Regions from separate parts of the Homo sapiens genome. Here region 2 is linked to region 1. A link is an interaction called in ENCODE POLR2A ChIA-PET data of the cell type or tissue named here. Cell type or tissue: OCI-LY7. All regions are shown on one strand. Each heading gives the region's core, and the rest is flanking DNA. Links, peaks and the distances in the headings are about the cores only. Region 1 overlaps MOB1B (MOB kinase activator 1B). Region 2 has its middle 15 kb from the start of GRSF1.

Region 1 (8,968 bases), core at 2,631-6,630:
TGAAAATTGGACAAAGTATTTTCTTGATATTTAATTTTTTTTGGTTTTACTTGGGTTAGTAGCTTTATACAAGGAAATTTGGTTATTTCTATGGTTTACAATAACTTAATAACCAAACTTAGACATTGGGATTTTAGAAATCCCATACAATTTTGGAACATACATTATCCACAAAAATATATCCTAAAGAAGATTGAACATAATTTTGGCAATCCCATGTACCTAAACATGTCAGATAATCCTGTTTACCTTTTTTCTAGATGTTTTCAGGGGCCCTCTGATCCATCCACAAAGCCAGGCATTAGAAAAGACAATTTTGGGATGGCTGGGTCAAATGGTATTTCTAGTTCTAGATCCCTGAGGAATCGCCACACTGACTTCCACAATGGTTGAACTAGTTTACAGTCCCACCAACAGTGTAAAAGTGTTCCTATTTCTCCACATCCTCTCCAGCACCTGTTGTTTCCTGACTTTTTAATGATTGCCATTCTAACTGGTGTGAGATGGTATCTCATTGTGGTTTTGATTTGCATTTCTCTGATGGCCAGTGATGGTGAGCATTTTTTCATGTGTTTTTTGGCTGCATAAATGTCTTCTTTTGAGAAGTGCCTGTTCATGTCCTTTGCCCACTTTTTGATGGGGTTGTTTGTTTTTTTCTTGTAAATTTGTTTGAGTTCATTGTAGATTCTGGATATTAGCCCTTTGTCAGATGAGTAGGTTGCGAAAATTTTCTCCCATTTTGTAGGTTGCCTGTTCACTCTGATGGTAGTTTTCTTTTGCTGTGCAGAAGCTCTTTAGTTTAATTAGATCCCATTTGTCAATTTTGTCTTTTGTTGCCATTGCTTTTGGTGTTTTAGACATGAAGTCCTTGCCCATGCCTGTGTCCTGAATGGTAATGCCTAGGTTTTCTTCTAGGGTTTTTATACCCAAAGGACTATAAATCATGCTGCTATAAAGACACATGCACACGTATGTTTATTGCGGCACTATTCACAATAGCAAAGACTTGGAACCAACCCAAATGTCCAACGATAGACTGGATTAAGAAAATGTGGCACATATACACCATGGAATACTATGCAGCCATAAAAAATGATGAGTTCATGTCCTTTGTAGGGACATGGATGAAATTGGAAATCATCATTCTCAGTAAACTATCGCAAGAACAAAAAACCAAACACTGCATATTCTCACTCATAGGTGGGAATTGAACAATGAGAACACATGGACACAGGAAGGGGAACATCACACTCTGGGGACTGTTGTGGGGTGGGGGGAGCGGGGAGGGATAGCATTAGGAGATATACCTAATGCTAGATGACGAGTTAGTGGGTGCAGTGCACCAGCATGGCACATGTATACATAAGTAACAAACCTGCATATTGTGCACATGTACCCTAAAACTTAAAGTGTAATAATAATTAAAAAAAAAAAAAGACAATTTTGAAACTGAAGTTTGATTTTGGAATTCCAGATTCCCGTAAATTATTTATTTTGCCAGAATGATGACTCAGAAATTTTAAAGAAGTAAAAACCTTTTATAACCTTTTACCAAAAAAACCTCACATTCTACTGTTCTTACACACATTGTATGTAAGACTGTTTCTTTTTTTGTTGTTGTTTTGAGATGGAGTCTTGCTCTGTTGCCCAGGCTGGAGTGCAGTGGCGCTATCTCGGCTCACTGCAACCTCTGCCTCCCGGGTTCAAGTGACTCTCCTCCCTCAGGCTCCCAGGTAGCCAGGACTACAGGCGCGCACCACCATGCCAGGCTAATTTTTGTAGTTTTAGTAGAGACAGGGTTTCCCCATGTTGGCCAGGCTGGTCTGGAACTCCTGACCTCAGGTGATCAGCCCGCCTCGGCCTCCCACAGTGTTGGGATTACAGGCGTGAGCCACCACACCCAGCTGTAAAACTGTTTCTAGTAGTCTTAATTGCATGTTATAATGGCAACTCTTAGAAATTTTAATTTTGATGTAAAACCTGGTGAGTTATGTTCAATAAGGTTTGATGTATAGTCATGACTCCACATGTCCCCAGGCCTTACCTAGCTGGAAAGCAGGCAAGTTAAACAATTTTCAAAAGCCAAAGAAACAGCTTATGACCCTAAAGCAAATATTTGAACATAATTTAATTACATATTATGTTATACATAATTATACATAACATAATATGTAACCACATATTTACATTTTGAAGACATATTTTACCAATTATCTTTAAAACTATCCTTATTTCCCAGAAATTACTCAAGTCACATGAACTAGATAAAAGACATTACACTTTTCACTTTTCTGACAAAATATTTGATTTAAGCTCCTCTTCCTCTTCCTCCTCCTCCTCTTCCTCTTCCTCTCCTCCTCCTTCTCATTCTCCTTCTCCTTCTCCTTCAACAGTCTCACTCTCCGCTCACTGCACCTCTGCCTCCTGGGTTCATGTGATCTCCTGCCTCAGCCTCCCAAGTAACTGGGATTACAGGCGTGCCCCGCCATGCCTGGCTAATTTTTGTATTTTTAGTAGAGATGGGGTTTTACCATGTTGGCCAGGCTGGTCTCGTACTCCTGACCTCAGGTGATCTGCCTGCCTCGGCCTCCTAAAGTGCTAGGATTACAGGCATGAGCCACTGAACCTGGCTTCTTATTATTACAGCAATTAATTTAAAACTTTATGGAGGAGATAAACAGTGACTTTTACTTTATATTTAACTAGTTTGCACAGAGAAAGAAGCCAGATATAGACTGGTAAGAAATTCTTACCCTTTTGCCAGCATGCCAGTTTTCTGGGTTCTCTCTCTCTGAGTGATCCTAGTGACCCTGCTTGACTGTATGCAGACAAACACATTGCCATGAATTAAGAATACTCACAAATAGTTTACAGATTTTTGGGGGAAATTAGGCAGAGAAAGAGAAGTATGATTCAAATTCTATTTACAAGAATATACTCAACACAGTTAAAGTATCAGGAGGCCTAAAATCCAAAAAGTTAGCTTAAGGATGAAAAGCTGGTGTGCTCCATTAATCTCTACTGATAAAGGTAGTTTAGGAATTCCAGATAAATGGAACAAATGATGACTTGCTAGAAATGCATCAGAAACAAAATAACCATTCGCGGAACCAAGTAAAAGCCTTCCACTAGGAACTAAAAAATATCATGGTTTTTTATATATATGCATACACAAGCAAAGCCAGAGGAGAATAAACAGCAAATGAATGAAAACTAGAAGCAAAAACAAACAGGAAACCAACCCTAAATTTTCCTATTTAATTTACCCTGGAGGCTACAGTGTTACCTAGGGCCCCAGAAAACTCACATAATGAATATTTTATTCCTGATACACAATTTAATATCCTTTAGTTTACCAGTACTATTATACATTCTATGCAGTCAAGAAATCCACTTTAGGCACATGACCAGTAAGTACTCCAGTGCCAGCACTATCTATGCAAAACAGTAAACATAATGTGAAGCAATGCAGGCATGTGTGTGAAATTTGGCTCCACAGTAAATCCAGCTTCATGCTTAACTATATTAAAAAAAGAATTGCCAAACTGCTGATGGATTTCTTTCTTTCTTTTCTTCTCTCTTCTCTTCTCTCCCCTCCCCTCCCCTCCCCTCCCCTCCCCTTCCCTTTTCCTGAGATGGAGTATTGCTCTGTCACCCAGGCTGGAGTGCAGTGGTGCGATCTCAGCTCACTGCAAGCTGAGTGAGCTTGCAGTTCAAGCAATTCTCTTGCCTCAGGCTCCCCAGTAGCTGGGATTACAGGCATGTGCCGCTATGCCCAGCTAATTTTTGTATTTTTAGTAGAGATGGGGTTTCACCGTGTTGGCCAGGTTGATCTCGAACTCCTGACCTCATGATTCACCCACCTTGGCCTCCCAAAGTGCTGGGATTACAGGCGTGAGCCACCGTGCCTGGCCCGCATTTCTTTACAATACTTCTTATTTTACTTTAATCAAGGCTAGGAGCTTTGAATATGAAAGTGTTAATTAGCCTTATGTCTTCAATTCTCTATCGGGTTTTAAAGAATATTTTATTATTTAAACTTTTCCCACATCTTTCTCCCCTACTTAATGACTCCTTACTACATTGTTTCATAAATAACCTTTTAAATCTGTAATTTGAACTGACTTTTAGATAACTTCTGAATTAGACAAAATTATTCTTTCTTCCACTAATAACATAATCCTTTCTGGCACATTTTGTATACAGAATTACGTGTTAACTAAAATTCTTATCCTTAGTAACCTAAAACTTTAGTGAAACCCTAAAAAGCAAGAAATCCTGAACTATCAGATATGGGCATTTATAGATAAGAACAATTCCACAATTTTAGAAACATATTTCCCCATATCACAACCATTTCTTAGTTGAAGATGACCCAGATATTAAATGAGCATCGAAAATAACTTTAAGATTTTAATTTACACAAAAAGTTTACCTAAAACATTTATCCCATTTGCTGTACTTAATTTTTACTTTTAACAAGGGAGACACGAGACATCAACCAACACATGTAAAATAAACATTGGTTCGTTCCAGAAAGGCAGGACAATTCGAGGTGGGGAGGGGGCTTGGGGGCTTTCAGATCATAGGTAGGTGGGAGACAAACGGTTACATTCTTTTGAGTTTCTGATTAGTCCTTCCAAAGGAAGCAATCAGATGTGCATTTATCTCAGTGAGACTTTGAATAGAATGAGAGGCAGGCCCGAATTAACACTGACATTTAAAAATACCTAGCAAAGACAAACATAAAATTCAGACAAAATGTATGCTGACAATTCTGAAGGCATTTCTATTTTTATTCCACCTATAATTTTGAAGCTAATTTGTTTAGTAGAGTTATACTTCTAAGTCACGTGAACTTGAAAATTGCTTAGACTTAATTTATGAGCACTCTTACTTATAAGCCAATTTTGGTAGACACAACATGTAACAATAAGTGTACATACGAATAAATACATCTAGACATCTATACACACACACAAACGAAGATCCAATTGCTTGGAACCTTAGCCATGAGGTAGCAATACAAGCTTGCCAGTTTTACTTTGCCCCAATAGATAATCCAATGAAGGCTGTGAACCAAAATTTTGGGTAAAGCAGTCTCCATGGCAGTTTGATTATTAAAGGCCAAACCTCCCCAGACTCTGAAGAGCACTGGGGCCAAACAGTACCAAAGGAGAACGTCACATTAATCAGGCCCCCTGCTTAGAACCGCAGCACAAAAGCCTGGATACATGCAACGCCATCCCATTTTCCCATTAAACAGTAAGCTCCAGATTCCAAACAATTTTGGGGCCAAGCAGCGTTACAACTGCGGGAGAATTCTGAGGAGGGCTCAGAACTTCTAGACCTCAGAACCTCTGCAAGAGCATCCTCTTTGGGGAGGCTGAGGTCCACAGGATCCCCCAGAGCATCCTCCTATGGGGTCCAGTCTTAGTGTGTCACATGTCTCTGATGTCTCTGACCTTAGGTGGGCACCGGTGCCACATGCGTAGAGACGAAGTTTTGCCATGTTTCCCAGGCTGGTCTCCAACTCCTGGGCTCAAGCGAACTGCCCGCCTCAGACTCCCAAAGTGCTGGGATTATAGGCATGAGCTACCTTGCCTAGTCAAATTTTCTTTTATTGCTACCCTTGTATCTGTCTGCCTAAGTCTTTTTGTTGTTCTCAAATTGAAATTTGATGATAATAGTTTAGTAGTTATAGTATTATAGTATTGGGCATTAGGAGGAATATTTTTTATGTAAATCTTCTTTTGTAGAAATAGGTAACAGTAGGGCCGGGTGCGGTGGCTCAAGCCTGTAATCCCAGCACTCTTGGAGGCCAAGGCGGGCGGATCACAAGATCAGGAGAAAGAGACCATCCTGGCTAACTCGATGAAACCCCCTCTCTACTAAAAATACAAAAAAATGAGCTGGGCCTGGTCGTGGGCGCCTGTAGTCCCACCTACTCAGGCTGAGGCAGGAGAATGGCATGAACCTGGGAGACAGAGCTTGCAGTGAGCCGAGATCGCACCACTGCACTCCAGCCTGGGCAACAGAGTGAGACTCAAAAAAAAAAAAAAAAATTAGACTCAAAAAAAAAAAAAGAAATAGGTAACAGTATAACTTAGTGGAAATGTATAACTCTGTAAATAAAGAGTAATTTAGTAGAAACAATGGGGGAAAGGTATTTTAAGGCAACTTTTTCTGGTGTTTGGGATCATGTTTCAAACAGATGAGCAACAGCATAACCCTCCTGCTGTTTAGAGAATCCATTTGTTTGCTGGAGCTCTGTAGTGTTAGATTTAACTACTGAAATAGCTCTTTGTTTAAAAACTCCCTGTGGTTATAGTTTTTGCTCACATATGCCTGGTTGCATTCTCACTAACCCTTCTCCATACCTGCCAAATATTCAGCTGTCTTATTTTCAACTCTTAGGAATTGTACTTTTGAGTCAGTGAACAGCAGACCAATTCACAGCAATATTTTGAGGTCTGCTGCAGTGACTTTGACTCTTCAGCCCTTTAAGTCCCAAAGTGGCTTAGACTCTTTAGCCCTTTAATCTTCATCAGTGTTTCATTTGGAAAATAGCAAGCCATCAAGAACCAACTATTTTTTTTTTAAATTATACTTTAAGTTCTAGGGTACACGAGCACAACGTGCAGTTTTGATACATAGGTATACATGTGCCGTGTTGGTTTGCTGCATCCATCAATTCATCATTTACATTAGGTATTTCTCCTAATGCTATCCCTCCCGAAGTCCCCCACCCACCAGCAGGCCACAGTGTGTGATATTCCCCGCCCTGTGTCCAGTTGATCTCATTGTTCATTTCCCATCTATGCATCTATGAGTGAGGACATGTGGTGTTTGGTTTTCTGTCCTTGTGATAGTTTGCTGAGAATGATGTCTTCCAGCTTCATCCATGTACCTGCAAAGGACATGAACTCATCCTCTTTTATGGCTGCATAGTATTCCATGGTGTATATGTGCCACAATTTCTTAATCCAGTCTATCATTGATGGACATTTGGGTTGAAGAACCAACATTTTTTAAAAATTATATTTCTAATTATAGTTAGAACCAAACTATACAAAAAAACTACAATTTTAAACAGCTAGACATTTGGGAACCAAAATTTGCTTTAGTTGAGCTCTATTGATTTTATTTTATTTTTATTTTATTTTTTTGAGATGGAGTCTTGCTCTGTAACTCAGGCCAGAGTGCAATGGCGCAATCTGGGCTCACTGCAACCTCCACCTCCTGGGTTCAAGTGATTCTCCTGCCTCAGCCTCCTGAGTAGCAGAGACTTACAGGTGTGTGCCCGGCTAATTTTTGTATTTTTAGTAGAGACGGGGTTTCACCATATTGGCCAGGCTGGTCTTGAACGCCTGACCTCTGGTGATCTGCCCTCCTCAGGCTCCCACAGTGCTGGGATTACGGGCATGAGCCACCATGCCTGGTGAGCTTTATTGATTTTAGCTTTCTTTCAAGTGGGAATGTATTTGTAAGGTGTTGTCTAGGGATAACTATACTTGTTAGTGATGTCTTTGCCTTTTTTGATATCACTTAACATTAAGGAAGAAAAATACCACTGTCATTTTATGTAGCAGAAGAAAAACTGCTCTTGGTCCTCTGGTGACAGAAAGTACTCTCAGGATTGAGAGGATCAGTGTCTCTACATAACCATAATCCTTGAGAAGTTTGCTGTAGACTCTCAAAGTGTGGATCTTTGGCACCACCTAGGAGTATGTTTGAAATGCAGGATTTCGGGTCCTAATCATTGGATTATAATGCATTTTAATAAGATCCCTAGGTGATTTGAAAGCACCTTCCAAAGTGGATGCCTGTATATTTAATTTAAATGGTTTGAGATAAGGTGAATAAGAAAAATCCTTGGATTCAATATAACACCAGTTCTGTCTTTGAGAGATTCCCAATAAGGGAGCCTCAATGTAGATCCCCGTACTGTCCTTTCACACTTGCAATTATTTTCTTGTTTAATGTGTTTTTTTCTCCTTCTGGATTCTAAGTTTTCTCCTCCTGGACTGAGGGTTTGTTCATCATTTTATTTCCCAGCACATTAGGACATTGCTTAGCAAATATGTTTTCAATAATTTTCTTATTTGTGTGAGTGACAGGATCTCACTCTGTCACCGAAGCTGGAATGCAGTGGTATCTTCTCAGCTCACTGCAACCTCAACCTCCTGGGCTCGTGATTCTTCCACCTCAGCTTCCTGAGTAGCCGGGACTTTAGGTGTGTGCCACCATGCCTGGATAATTTTTGTATCTTTTGTAGAGACAGGGTTTTGCCATGTTGTCCAGGTGGTCTTGAACTCCTGGGCTCAAGCAGTCCGTCCACCTTGGCCTCCCAAGTGCTGGGATTACAGCCATTTTTTTTTTTTTTTTAATTAACTGAAGATTGTCATGGGAGAGAACAGTGGCCTATGAGTGAGGAAATCCGAGATTCAGAGTCTTTGGTCTGTCACTAGCTATGTGACCTTGGGCAGATGACTTAATTTCTTAGTTTCTATTTCCTCTGCCTACTGGAGGGTAACGAATGCTTCTTCCATTGGGTTAATGTGAGACTTGAATGACAGAATGTATATGAAAGCTTTTCATAAACCAGAGTCCTGTATAAACACTGTCATTATCTCCACTCATGAAATTCCCAAGCCCAGTGTATAAACTGTTTGTGCATTCCAGTTTTTTGTTTAGCTGTCTTACAAATGTATGGCATTATTGCATAATAAAATGAACATTTATTGAACACCTCCTGTGTGTAAAAGCGAAGTGTTAGGTGCTTGCTGGTGGTGGGAGGAGAAAGGAAGGGGTTTAGAAATAAACAAGATGTGCCGGGCGCAGTGGCTCACGCCTGTAATCCCAGCATTTTGGGAGGTGGATCATGAGGTCAGGAGATCGAGACCATCCTGGCTAACACGGTGAAACCCCGTCTCTACTAAAAATACAAAAAAATTAGCCGGGCGTG
Region 2 (8,968 bases), core at 2,387-6,386, 68 kb before region 1:
AAGAGGTTGTTAATAATCCAATCTGTTGGATTTGATTTCCTATCAAAAGTTCCAGCAAAGCAAAGTTTAATAGCGCCTATGTGGTCAATTGTTATTCTTGCTGTACTTGTATAAATAAACAGCCTAAGTTTGATGAGACTAAACTTATTTTGCAAACAAATTAGTTTTACCCCGATTATCTTTGGTAGAAATGGGGGTGACTGTAGAGCAGGAGTCCCCAACCCCTGGCTCACCTGTTAAAAACCAGGCCACCCAGCAGGAGATGAGCAACCAGGCCACAAAGCAGGAGGTGAGCTGCAGACAAGCGAGCATTACCGCCTAAGCTCCACCTCCATCAGATCAGCAGCAGCATTAAATTCTCACAGGAGGCCAGGCGTGGTGGCTCACACCTGTAATCCCAGCACTTTGGGAGGCCAAGGTGGGAGGATTGAGGTCAGGAGTTCAAGACCAGCCTCGCCAACATGGTGAAACCCCATCTCTACTAAAAATACAAAAATTAGCTGGGTATGGCGGTGCACCCTTATAATCCCAGATACTTAGGAGGCTGAGGCAGGAGAATCCCTTGAACCCCAGAGGCAGAAGTTGCAGTGAGCCAAGTTCATATCACTGCACTCCAGCCTAGGTGACAGAGTGAGACTCCGTCTCAAAAACAAAAAATCCTCATAGAAGTGGGAACCCTATTGTGAACTTCACATGCGAGGCATCTAGGTTTCTTGCTCCTCATGAGAATCTTATGCTTGATGATCTGAGGTGGAAGTTTCATCCCGAAACTATCCCCTCCACCCCTACCCTGGTCTGTGGAAAAATTGTCTTCCACGAAAAGATTGGAGACCACTGCTATTGAGAGAAAAACTATGTTTCTGAGGATAGCTATAGTATACCTGTTAATAGAGTATACCCCTGTTCCTTGTTCTCAAGTTTTTATTATCTACCTGTAGACTAGACTAGATTCTGAATTCTTCTAGTTTCCTCCAGTATGTGGTTACGACTCTCCAACTAAAAATAAGAACTACTCTGTTCCTGAAGCCCTATAAGCAGAAGCTGGACAACTCAATGTAAATTTCAAAGGACAAGTCCTATTACTGATGTGTGGGCCAAATAGAGATTTCACCAAAATGCATGATGCCATAACCAGAGACAATCAAACTGCAAATCAAGATGAGAAGTTGGGCTGGGCCCGGTGGCTTACACCTGTAATCTCAACACTCTGGGAGGCTGAGGTAGGCAAATCACTTGAGGTTAGGAGTTCGAGACCAGCCTGGCCAACATCTCAGCTCACTGCAACCTTTGCCTCTCAGGTTCAAGTGATTCTCCTGCCTCAGCCTCCCAAGTAGCTGGGACTACAGGCACCCGCCACCACGACTGGCTAATTTTTTGTATATTTAGTAGAGACAGGGTTTCACCATGTTGGCCAGGCTGGTCTCGAACTCGTGACCTTAGGTGATCTGCCCACCTCAGCCTCCCAAAGTGCTGGGATTACAAGTGTGAGCCACCATGCCCAGCCTCATGATCTGTTTTATAAAGTAAGACTTCTAGTGCTCGGCTTCAGAAGCACATATGCTAAAATAATTAGAACGATACAGAGAAGATTAGCATGGCCCCTGCACAAGGATGACATGCAAATTCATGAAGCGTTCCATATTTTTTAAAAAAAAGACTTCTAGATCCACTTGTTCTCACTTCCTGCCTTAATTTATCCCAATCATGGGATGCTAGATTACCTACTAGCTGAACAGGAAGTAGTCTGTGTAGTTGCTGATATTTCTTGTTGCATATAGGTAAATATATCAAGTATTGTAGACACTCAGTTATTAAAAATTAATACCTACTTGGTTAAAACAGGCAGACTCCTCATCTAGCTCATTCTTAGATCTGTTTGATTTTAGTTGCTTTAGTTCATGGAGACCCTGGGTAAGAAACATGCTCCGAATTTTTGGTATTATCCTCCTGATGGTCACAATATTAGTCTTCCTGGTACACAGTATCCTCTCAAAAAGTCTTAAATATCTACATGCAGCTATCTGCTGTATGCTAAACGGTCTTTTGGGCTGGAATGAAGAAAACTTAAAGAAACACATGATAAGAAAGACAATGTAACCCATGAATGATGTATGGAGAGCGCACCCCAAAATGATGGTGACTGTTAGATTGTACTGATGCCCTAAGTCTTGGTCACACTGTCACCTATGAGAGACCCTGACAAAAAGAGGGGAATTGTTCAATACAATTATATCTCTTTAGGCTCAACAGACCAAATCAAAATGGAGTTACTTGTCCTGAAGTTCCATACCACCAAACTGTAACTAAGTTGTTTATGTGACACTTCAAGGTAGCAGGAGTTAATAGGCAAATCCCCAAATAGTCCAGTTTTATCTGGCTTGATAAAGTCCCTTCTGCTTTAACCTTTACAGGGAGAGTAGCTTCGAAATGACCAATCTACTTTTTGTTCTGTTTCTGCTTTCCTCGGCCCATTTCTTTCTTTCTTTTTTTTTTTTTTTTTTGAGACAATATTACTCTGTTGCTCAGGTTGGAGTGCAGTGGCACAATCTCAGCTCACTGCAGCCTCCGCTTCTCAGGTTTGAGCGATTCTCCTGCTTCAGCCTCCCAAGTAGCTGGAATTACAGGCACATGCCCAGCTAATTTTTGTGTCTTTAGTAGATACAGGGTTTTGCCATGTTGACCTGGCTGGTCTCAAACTCCTGACCTCCAGTGATCCACCGTCCTTGGCCTCCCAAAGTGCTGGAATTACAAATGTGAGCCACCATGCCCGGCCTCCTCAGCTTATTTCTCTCTATAAAGCCAAATTCCTTTGCTCGGCTCATTGGAGCAAAGGAGTTTGGTTTTATGGAATGAATCACACACACACAAAAAGCCAATTAAGATCTTTAAACTAAATTTATTGTAATTTTGACTTTTGAAAGGAGTAACACCTAAGCATTAAAACAGAAAGTTTTAATTTTTACTTAGAGGAAGTTGGGGAGAGTATAAAGGAGAAAAGAAACTAACTTTGAACAATTATTCATTTATCTAACAAAATTTATTAAGTGCTTTTTGTGTTCCAGGCACTGTGCTATGCCCTGTGAATTCAGGGATATAATATGTTTTCAGATTAGATATCAAAGTATTGTTTAAATACAGGCATACCTCATTTTATTGTGTTTCGCTTTATTGCAGTAAAAAGTAGTGTGTGTTCTGACTGCTCCGTTGAGTGGCCGTTTCTCTGTCTGTCTCCCTTTCCTCGGGCCTCCTTATTTCCTGCAACACAGTGATATTGAAATTAAGCCAATTAATTACCCTACAGTGGCCTCTAAGTGTTCAAATGAAAGGAGGAGTCATACATCTCTTACTTTAAATTAAAAGCTAGAAACAATTAAGCTTATTGAGGAAGGGGGCATGTCAAAAGCTGAGACAGGCCGAAAGCTAAGCCTCTTGCATCAGTTAGCCAAGTTGTGAATGCAAAGGAAAAGTTCTTGAAGGAAATTAGAAGTATTACTCCAGTGAACACATGAATGATTAAAAAAAAAAAAAAGCAAAACAGCTTTATTGTTGATACGGGGAAATTTGAGTGGTCCGGATAGAAGATCAAACCAGTCACAACCTTCCCTTAAGCCAAAGCCGAACCCAGAGGAAGGCCTTAACTCTCTTCAGTTCTATAAAGGCTAAGAGAGGTTGGAAAGCTGCAGAAGAAAAGTTTGAAGCTAGGCAGAGGTGGTTCATGAGGCTTAAGGAAAGAAGCTGTCTCTGTCATGTAAAAGTGCAAGGTGAAGCAGCAAGTGCTGATGGAGAAGCTGTAGCAAGCTATCCAGAAGATCTAGCATAATAATCAATGAAGATGAACCCACTAAACAGATTTCCACTGTAGATGAAACAGCCTTATATGGGAAGAAGATGACATGCAGGACTTTCATTGCTAGAAATGAGAAGTCACGGCCTGGCTTCAAAGCTTCAAGGGACATGCTGACTCTTGTTAGGGGCTAATGCAGCTGGTGATTTTAAGTTGAAGCCAATGTTCGTTTACCATTCTGAAAATCCTCGGGCCCTGTAGAATTATGCTAAATGTGTTCTGCCTGTGCTCTATAAATGAAGCTGCAAAGCTTGAATGACAGCACATCTGTTTACAGCATGGTTTACTGAATATTTTAAGCCCACTGTTGAGATCTGTTGCTCAGGAAAAAAGTTTCCTTTCAAAATATTACTGCTCCTTGACAATGCACCTGGTTACCCAACAGCTCTAATGGAGATGTACAAGGAGATGAATGTTGTTTTCATGCCTACTAACACAATACTCATTCTACAGCTCATGGATCAAGGAGTAACTTAGATTTTCAAGTCTTAGTAGTTAAGAAATACATTTTGTAAGGCTATAGCTGCCATAAACAGTGATTCCTTTGATAGATCTGTGCAAAGTACATTGAAAACCTTCTGGAAAGGATCCACCATTCGAGATGCCTTTAGGAACATTTGTGATTCATGGGAGGAGGTCAAAATATCAATGTTAACAGGAATTTGGAAGAACTTGGTTCCAAACACTTATGGACAATTTTGAGGGGTTTAAGTCTTTAGTGAAGAAAGTAACTGCAAAGATGGTGGAAACAGAACTAGAATTAGAAGTGGAGCCTGAAGATGTGAATGAATTGCTACAACCTCATGATCCAACTTGAATGGATAAGGAGTAGTTTCTTAAACATGAGCAAATAAAGTGTTTTTTTGAGGATTCTATCTCAAGAAACTGCAGCCTCTGGTGAAGATACTGTGAACATTGTTGAAATGACAATAAAGGATTTAGAATATTACATATAAAATAAATAAATAGGAAAAAACAGAATATTACCTAAACTTAGTTGATAAAGCAGTGGTAAGAGTTTGAGAGGATTGACTCCAATTTTGAAAGAAATTCCACTGTGTGTAAAAGGCTATCAAACATCATTGCATAAAGGACAGATCTTTCATTTATGAAACAGAATCAGTGTAGCAAACTTAATTGTTGCCCTATCTTAAGAATTTGCGTCAGCCACCCCAACCTTCAGCAACCACCATACTGATGAGTCAGCAGCCATCAACATCAAAGATAAGTCCCTCTACCAGCAAAAAGATTATGACTCACTGAAGGGTCAGATAATTGTTAGCATTCATTAGCAATAAAATATTCTTTAATGAAGGTACTTTTTTATGCATATGCTATTGTACACTTAATAAACAATAGTATAGTAAAAACATAATTTTTATATGCACTGGAAACCAAAAAATGTGTGTAACTCACTTTATTGCGATATTCACTTTATTGCAATATTCACTTTATTGCAGTGATCTGGAACCAAACCTGCAATATCTGCATGGTATGCCTATATATGTATGTCTAGATTTAACTTATGAAATGCCAGGTTTTAAAAATTGTGTTACTGGCCGGGTGCGGTGGCTCACGCCTGTAATCCCAGCACTTTGGGAGGCCGAGGTGGGCGGATCACCTGAGGTCAGGAGTTTGAGACCAGCCTGCCAAACATGGTGAAACCTCGTCTCTACTAAAAATACAAAATTAGCCGGGCATGGTGGTGGGTGCCTGTAATTCCAACTACTTGGGAGACTGAGGCAGGAGAATTGCTTGAACCTGGGAGACGGAGGTTGCAGTGAGCCAAGATTGCTCCGTTGTACTCCAGCCTGGACAACAAGAGCGAAACTCCATCTCAAAAAAAAAATTGTGTTATTATTATTGTTTTATTTATTTATTTTTGAGACAGAGTCTCACTCTTTCACCTAGGCTGGAGGGCAGTGGCACAATCTCGGCTCACTGCAACCTCTGCCTTGTGGGTTCAAATGATTCTCATGCCTTAGCCTCCCTAGTAGCTGGAATTACAAGTGCACAACACCATGCCTGGCTAATTTTTGTATTTTTAGTACAGACGGGGTTTCACCATGTTGGCCAGGCTGGTCTCTAACTTTTGACCTCAAGTAATCCGCCTGCCTCCGCCTCCCAAAGTGCTGGGATTACAGGCCTAAGCCACTGTGCCCAGCCGGTGTTATTATTGTTTTAAGCCCAGATAGCCATAATTAACCTTCTTTAGTGCTAGTTATTTAATTCTTTATTATGGAAGTGAAAAGGCTCTCTTGGACAAAAGTCTTACATTGAGAGACAATTTTTGACTAGTATGGTAGCAATGGAGATGAAGAGAAGAGGAAAGATTTGTGAAATTTTTTTTTCAGAGGTAGAATCAACAGGACTTGGGGCTTGTTTGAGGGGGTAGTGTTTCCTGTTATTTTACTCTTGTTTGGAGTTGGGTGGAGTGGATGGGGATGATTTTCATTTCCAGGAAAGTTTAGAACAAACAGATATACTGGAAGCAAACCAACCCCATTTTGTGTTAAATTCAATTTGTGTTAAACCAGAGAAGTCTGCCCTGGAACTATTCATTTGAGAGTTGTCAGTATAAATGAAGTTGTTGGTTTAGATGAGGTTGCCTAAGACCAAGTTTAGAGTAAGAAGAGAAAAAGGCCTAGAAACCAGACTTGAGGTACTCAAGCATTTAATGCCCTATGGAGGGCTGGGCATGGTGGCTCACGCCTGTAATCCTAGCACTTTAGGAGGCTGAGGCAGGTGGACTGCTTGAGCCCAGGAGTTCGAGACCAGCCTGGGCAACATGGTGAAACCCTGTCTCTACAAAAAATACAAAAATTAGCCAAGTGGTGGCATACACCTGTGGTCCCAGCTACTATGGAGGTTGAGGTGGGAGGATCACCTGTGCCCAGGAAGTGGAGGTTGCAGTGAATTGAGATCATGCCACTGCACTCCAGCCTGGGCAACAGAGTGACACCCTGTATCAAAATAGTAATAATAATAATTGAGGCCGGACACGGTGGCTCATGCCTGTAATCCCAGCACGTTGGGAGGCCGAGGCGGGCAGATCACCTGAGGCCAGGAGCTCGAGACCAGCCTGGCTAACATGGTGAAACACCATCTCTACTAAAAATACAAAAAATTAGCCAGGCATGGTGGCAAGCGCCTGTATTCCCAGCTACTCGGGAGGTTGAGGCAGGAGAATCGGGAGGCAGAGGCTGCAGTGAGCCGAGATCATGCCATTGCACCCCAGCCTGGGCAACAAAAGCAAAACTCTGTCTCAAAAACAAACAAACAAAAAACTCCACAAATAATTAATAATGTCCTGTGGAGGACATTATTCTTGGAGTAGTGATAGCAGAAACCAGAATAAAGCAGAGGTGAGGAAATGGAGATGAAAGTAGAAAAAAATAAAAGTTTGATTTTGTAAATGCAGAAAGGGATAAGGCAGTAAAGGAAATATAGGTCTAATGTGGATTTTGTTTTACTTTGTTTAGATTAGTTTGTATTAAATTTGGTGAGATGAGAGCATTGTTGAAGTGGTGTTGGGAAGGGTTCAGTTGATGAGGACTAAGTAATGAGGAGAAATAAGCATAATTGATGTGTGGTTTCCCAGAAAGGTGGAAAAGGACAGCATCAAAACTCAGTTGGCAGAGGTTGGCTTTAAATAGGAGAGAACTCCTCCACCTTCTCTATAACAAAGTAATCCTAAAACAGGTCCTTATTATAGTACTGTATACAGAGTACCACTGACAGGTTGTCAGCCTTCTTCTCTGACACTTTCTGAGGTAGAGCTAGTCTAAATTGGTAGAAACACTCTAGATTTAGGGGACTGTAAGGAGAAGGAAGGAAAGAAACAATCACCTCCCATCTTTAGGAAAGAATGTTCAGAAGGTGCGCTCAAAGCTCTAAAGGGCACATTATCATGAGCTAGAAGACGAGCTGGAAGGGGATAATTGTTCTGATTAGTAAGAAATAAGTAGGGGACTCATTTTATTGTCCATGCCCCTTAATTCTTAGAGGTGAACATACTTTTCTTCTGATATGCAGTGAGGCTGAGTTCATCTCAAAGGGTCCCACCCCACAGTCTTCTTTGCATTTGAAAGAAGCAAAAAATCGTGAACCCATAGACGTCAATAAGCCTAGGGTAGCAAAAGGAAAAGGAATTGAAGTCAAGTACCATAAATAAATGGTGCCCATTTGTGTAACCTGTGACTAAGGTGCTATTCATCATCCAAGATTAAAGGAAAAAGTTTATTAGGTTGAGTAGATACAACAGAAGTTCAGGAATTGAGGCTACCAGTTATTTCCAAGGAAAGACAAAGAGGGGCATTTTCTCACCACCATCACTGCCTCATTTTATCTGACAGGAAAACGAATCCACTTAGAGCCACAAATTCAAAATTTGTCTTTCGCTGCAGTGATGTTTTTCTTAGGTTAGCTTCGTCAGTTGGGCTATATTCATGATTAACAAGTCCATGCCAACCAATTTTTATCTTTCTCCCATGGACTGTATTTGGAAAACTCTTCTGTGAGAGAATAAAATGTACCTATTTATGATGGACACATAACAGATGAATATAGCTCTAAATACTGCAACTTTTTCATTTGTTAAAATTTGCTTGTTAAAACAGGTCTCTGGGAAAGAGTGAGCTGATTAGTTATTGAAATAAAATGTCCTGTCAAGAAATAGTAACTTCAATCAAAATGAAAGGATTATTTCATATTAATAGCACATTTTTCCCCATGGCAAATGTTTAAAAATGAACAAGACTGGAAATGTGAACAGCATTCCTGAGAGAGTTCTCAGAATACAATGTCAACATGATTATGATAAGGAATTGATTTACTCCAGGTAGATGAGGCAGTCACAAAACAGAATTTTCTATGAATGCTAAGTCGGTACTACTCTGACTAAATGTTCACACTGAGGACATTTAGAAAGTGGAAGCATAGGCTATGGCATCTTCTGGCATACTTACTAAGATAAGGTGGTAGGTTTTTGTTTTTGTTGTTTACTATCCAGATACTGAGAAGTAGTGGCATCAGCTAGTTTTTCCTAAGATGGCAAAAGATAGAGTGTAACCAGAGCCCAAGGTACAGAGTATTCACTGACACACACAAGATACAAAATATCCC

Evidence for each region. Peaks named below come from ENCODE experiments on the same cell type or tissue, not always from the same donor. Only the 100,000 strongest peaks of a DNase experiment are listed, where the experiment ranks them.
Region 2: POLR2A ChIA-PET joins it to region 1 with 8 read pairs; 5 of 35 experiments call an interaction of 5 or more read pairs at or near these places.

What each region holds. Positions count from the first base shown.
Region 1 is chr4:70,917,893-70,926,860 of GRCh38, forward strand. The region is part of intron 1 of MOB1B (MOB kinase activator 1B); the gene reads left to right. Among named protein-coding and RNA genes, the nearest start is that of MOB1B, 20 kb to the left of the region's middle. In OCI-LY7, for the core only: no CTCF peak of the experiment used is centred there; a DNase peak (open chromatin) is centred at 2,869; H3K4me3 peaks cover 624 bases; H3K27ac peaks cover 2,176 bases.
Region 2 is chr4:70,850,595-70,859,562 of GRCh38, forward strand. It overlaps the pseudogene RNU6-891P. Among named protein-coding and RNA genes, the nearest start is that of GRSF1, 15 kb to the left of the region's middle. In OCI-LY7, for the core only: no CTCF peak of the experiment used is centred there; no DNase peak of the experiment used is centred there.